Regions from separate parts of the Homo sapiens genome. Here region 2 is linked to region 1. Evidence: chromatin loops called from intact Hi-C (ENCODE). Cell type or tissue: HepG2. All regions are shown on one strand.

Region 1 (2,500 bases):
TCCTGAAGCATTTAGGGGGAAAACATGTCTGCAATTTACTTTGAAATGCACCAAAAAATAAGATGGATTGATGGATGGATAGAGGAATAGAGGGATAGATATGATTTAAAGTGAGTATAGTTAAAGGTGGCGGGGGCATGGATGTTCATGTACAATTCTTTTTACTTTTCTGTATATTTGAAAATTTTTATAATAGAATATTGGGGAAAATATGCCCCCCACGAATGGTATACACCTGGCAAAACAAAATCATAGAAACAAAAAGATATGCATTATACAAGACGGCAGGCTGGGTGTGGTGGCTCACACCTATAATCCCAGAACTTTGGGGGGCTGAGGCTGGGGGATTGCTTGAGGCCATGAGTTAGAGACCACCCTGTGCAATACAGTAAGACAAAGAGAAAGAGAGAGAGAGAGAGAGAGGAGGGAGGAGAGAGAAGGAAGGAAGGAAGGAATAAAGGAAGGAAGGAAGGAAGGGAGGGAGGGAGGGAGGGGAGAGAAGGAAAAAGAAAAGAAGGAAGGAAGGAGAGAGAGCAAAAGAGGAAGAGGAAGGAAGGAGAGAGAGAGAAAGAAAGAAAAAAAGATGGAGTAGGGTTGAAAGAGAATGTGGAGATAAAAAGGAATTAATGATTGAATGAACAAACTAAGACCCCATTGGCCTAATCAGAACTTACACCCAGCCAGCTCACACCCATGCAGCTGTGTTGACTGAGAACACACTGATGTACCTCCTTCTAATTGATAAACAGCTTCTATCCCAATCCCTCCTCTGAGAGCCTCCAGCCTCCAGGCTCCTCCCTGAGAACCCAGATGACCCTGATTCCATCCATTTCAACCATGCCTGGGAGCTACAGCTGCACTTCTGCTGGCTGTTCCAAGCCTGGAGGTGGCCGTAGCATTTTGAACATCTGGCGTGCGGTGTGGCCGCATCTAAGTCCAAGGCACTCTGTCCCCGACAGTCCCGCTTGAGATCCTTACCTGCCCAGAGTCCATAGCTTCAGCCAGCCTCTCGGGGCTCAGCTCCAAGGAGGCTCCTGGCCTTCTGACCCACGAGGCTAGCTCCTTCTGAAATGGGGTGGTAGGCGGGGTGGTGAGGGGAGCCCGATGGGCAGCCGCGCCCTCCCCGCACCCCCGTCTTTGCACTCCTTACACAGAGCCGAGTACTGGTCAGCGCCGTCACCTTCAGCTGCATGAGGCTGGCCTCAGCCAGGCTGGGGGGCTCCAGGAGGCCCCGTGACAGGTCCACACACCGCAGCATAGCACCGAGGTTCCCCTCATACCACGCCTCACTGCCCAGCCAGCAGGTGTCAGGGCCCGAACAGCAAAGCCCCTTCCTGCGTCCTCCCAGCCTCCCTGGGCCCTGGCTCCCTACTCACCCACTCTTGGCAGCAGAGTCCGGCTCCTCCTCAGTGGGCACTGCCAGCAGTGGTCGGAGGCTGAGGGTCCGCAGCTGCTGCACGCAGCCCTTCACCTCCTCTGCTGTCTCACCAGCCACAAACTGCCCATAGACGGATGCTCGGAGAAATGCGCCTGAGAGCCGGGAGCCCAGGAGTCGCCGAGACCAGGCCTGGAGCTGGGTGACAGGGAGCGAGGGCTCAGCGCCAGGCTATGAGGAGCCTCCAGGCTGGTCCTCAGGATCACTGCTCACCAACAGCCCGTGAGTGACGAGTGGGGGCCAGGCACACAGCCGGAGAACCAGCAAGGCCCGTGTCAGCTCTCCTGTGCCCTTAAGGTGGAAGGCCCCGCCATCAAAGCTCAGGGACTGCCAGCCCCTGGAGGGGGGACCAGCTTGGGAACAGAGCACGTAACAGGTCCGGAGCATCCTGGGTCCCTGGCTGCCTCCACACCAGGGAAGGTTCTCTGGAGGCAGCAAGTTCACCAACTGCCCCTTGCCCAGACCAGGGGCAGTGACTGATTAACTGGGCAAAGCCTCAGGATCACAGGCTCCTTGGGGGCAATTAATTATTAACAAATGGGGACAGAGTTCAGAGTAACGGAAACGGGAGGTGAACCCCAGTAACAGCCCCCAAGAATGCTCAGCACAACAGCCTGCACTTATTAGGTAACCACCATGTGCTGGGGAAAGCAGGGGCTCCGGAGCAAGGATCCCTGGGCTCAGGACACCGGGCTTTGTGATCCAGGACAGGCTACTTAATCACTTTTGTGGCAATTGCTTCCTCTTAAAATTGGAAACGCTGTAGTGTTATTGAATACATTTGAAAATACGGTTCTCACGTTTGTAATCCCAACACTTTGGGAGGCCAAGACCGAGGAGTTTGAGACTACCCTGGGCGACATAGTGAGACCCCATCTCTACAAAAAATACAAAAATTAACTGTGTGTGGTGGCACACACCTGTGGTCCTAGCTACTCAGGAGGCCGAGGAAGGTGGATCTCTTGAGCCTGGGAGGTCAAGGGTGCAGTGAGCTGTGATTGTGCCACTGCACTCCACCCTGGGTGACAAAGTGAGACTCTGTCGCCAAAAAAAGAAAAAAGAAAA
Region 2 (2,500 bases), 48 kb after region 1:
GTAAAGATTCTAGGGCCAGACTACCTGGGTTCAAATTATGTCTCAGCCACTTGCTAGTTGATTGATCTTGAGTAAGTTAGTTAACCTCTCTGTGCCTCAGTTGCCTTATCTATACAATCAGGATAATAGTAGCATGCATGTCATAGGGTATTGTGAGAATTAAATAAATAAATACCTATAAATGCCCAGAAGAGTGACCAATACATAGTGAGCACTATATAAGTAAGGCAAGCTTGTCCAACCTGCGGCCCATGGGCTGCATGCAGCCCAGGATGGCTTTGAATGTGGCCCACCACAAATTCATAAACTTTCTTAAAACATTATGAGACTTTTTTGTAATTTTTTAGCTCATCAGCTATCATTAGTGTTAGTATGTGTGGCCTAAGACAATTCTTCTTCCAATGTGGCCCAGGAAAGCCAAAAGATTGGACACCCCTGATGGGTAGATGGCATTATTATTCTTATCCTTCCCTCCAGACCCTGCTGAAGGAAGGGACCCCTGGGTCAGTGGAGAGCACCTTAACCCTGACCCCTTTCAGCCATGATGATGGAGCCACCTTTGTCTGCCGGGCCCGGAGCCAGGCCCTGCCCACAGGAAGAGACACAGCTATCACACTGAGCCTGCAGTGTGAGTGCAGCTGGCCCTGGGAAAGAGGGGTGTGGGGCCCTGACTCCTGGGTATGAGGAAGGAGGGGACTGTGGCCCTTGGGGAATGAGGAAACTGGAGCCTGGACTCCTGGATCTAAGATAGCAGGAGAGGGCTGGGTATGGTAGCTCACGCCTGTACTCACAGAACTTTGGGAGGTCGAGGCAGGCGGATCATCTAAGATCAGGAGTTCGAGACCAGTCTGGCTAACATGTCGAAACCCCGTCTCTACTAAAAATACAAAAATTTGCCGGGCGTGGTAGCACACACTTGTAATTCCAGCTACCTGGGAGGCTGAGGCAGGAGAATCACTTGTACCCGGGAGGCAGATGTTGCGGTGAGCCGAGATCATGCCACTCAGCAGCAGAGTGAGACTCCGAGCAGGAGAGGACAGACAGCTGGGGTCCCTGGGGAAAGAGAAAGCTGGGCCTTGACTCTCACATCGGGGAGACTAGGAGAGGGCAGAAGGCTGGCACATTGAGGTAACTGGGGAAATTGGGAACTGAAAGCCCAGACTCCTGGCTCAAAGGGAGAAGGGGATTAGGGGCCCAGACTCCTGGGATGGAGGAACCAGGGACTGGACACCTAGGCCAGTGACGGAGGTGTTCCTGGTCCTTGCCCATCTGACCATTGTCCCACCCTCACAGACCCCCCAGAGGTGACTCTGTCTGCTTCGCCACACACTGTGCAGGAGGGAGAGAAGGTCATTTTCCTGTGCCAGGCCACAGCCCAGCCTCCTGTCACAGGCTACAGGTGAGGACGAAGACCCACCTCTCCCCAGCCCCAAGAGTGAGCTTGGGAAGGGCTGGGACCTGAGTAGGTGTGCCAGAGAGGCCAGGACAACGTTAACAGCGCCACCATTTCCTCAGGTGGGCAAAAGGGGGCTCTCCGGTGCTCGGGGCCCGCGGGCCAAGGTTAGAGGTCGTGGCAGACGCCTCGTTCCTGACTGAGCCCGTGTCCTGCGAGGTCAGCAACGCCGTGGGTAGCGCCAACCGCAGTACTGCGCTGGATGTGCTGTGTGAGCTGGGGCCGGCCTGTGGGTGTGGTCAAAGGTGGCCGTGGCTTTCAGGGCTGTTGAGGGTCGGGGCCTGGAGGGGCGGGGCCGGGAGAGCGAGCGTGGGGTATTAGGAGGAGGAGAGTGTGGAGCTGGGGCATATTCTTGCGCCCTAGAGGGTGTGGTGTTTCTGTGGGGCTGGCTGATCCCAGGTCAGTGGCTGCATTCCGCCCCGGCCATGTGACCCCTAGTCTCTTTCGTCCAGTTGGGCCGATTCTGCAGGCAAAGCCGGAGCCCGTGTCCGTGGACGTGGGGGAAGACGCTTCCTTCAGCTGCGCCTGGCGCGGGAACCCGCTTCCACGGGTAACCTGGACCCGCCGCGGTGGCGCGCAGGTACAGCCCTAAATCTGAGGCGGTGGCTGGAGGGGGACCAGGCTTCCTTACAAATCCGGCTTCTGACGCCCCTTCCCTGTCGCAGGTGCTGGGCTCTGGAGCCACACTGCGTCTTCCGTCGGTGGGGCCCGAGGACGCAGGCGACTATGTGTGCAGAGCTGAGGCTGGGCTATCGGGCCTGCGGGGCGGCGCCGCGGAGGCTCGGCTGACTGTGAACGGTGAGAAGGCGGGGCTTCCTAGGGGACCTGGCCCGTCCTGGGATAGGGAGCGGACAGAGGGGGCAAGGGCTAATGCAGTGGGAGTGGCCTGGAAGGAGCTTTACACCCAGCGGGGGCTGGAGACCGGACCTATTGAAGGCGAGGCTTTTAGGAGAATCGGAGTTTGGAGGCGGCGTGGCCTGATTGATTGAGGTTAGCGGAGAGTGCGCTGGACAGACCCGGCTTTGTTACAGCCTTTGGGGAGGGCAA

What was found. Hi-C counts contacts between places; a loop is a spot of excess contacts. Peaks named below come from ENCODE experiments on the same cell type or tissue, not always from the same donor. Only the 100,000 strongest peaks of a DNase experiment are listed, where the experiment ranks them.
Region 2: it touches region 1 in a loop (3-fold over the local background); 6 of 110 quality-filtered maps call a loop at or near these places.

Annotation. Positions count from the first base shown.
Region 1 is chr19:35,810,984-35,813,483 of GRCh38, forward strand. PRODH2 (proline dehydrogenase 2) reads right to left here and starts at 1,862. Exons shown (of 10, transcript NM_021232.2): 1 at 1,649-1,862; 2 at 1,377-1,573; 3 at 1,151-1,289; 4 at 979-1,065. The coding sequence starts at 1,822. In HepG2, a CTCF peak has its summit at 1,309 (motif pointing right); a DNase peak (open chromatin) is centred at 1,978; H3K4me3 peaks cover 1,947 bases.
Region 2 is chr19:35,859,004-35,861,503 of GRCh38, forward strand. KIRREL2 (kirre like nephrin family adhesion molecule 2) reads left to right here. Exons shown (of 15, transcript NM_199180.4): 5 at 478-628; 6 at 1,294-1,399; 7 at 1,516-1,664; 8 at 1,906-2,033; 9 at 2,119-2,251. Among named protein-coding and RNA genes, the nearest start is that of KIRREL2, 3.3 kb to the left of the region's middle. RefSeq lists an enhancer at 1,885-2,500. In HepG2, a CTCF peak has its summit at 1,494; a DNase peak (open chromatin) is centred at 2,348; H3K4me3 peaks cover 1,020 bases; H3K27me3 peaks cover 1,134 bases.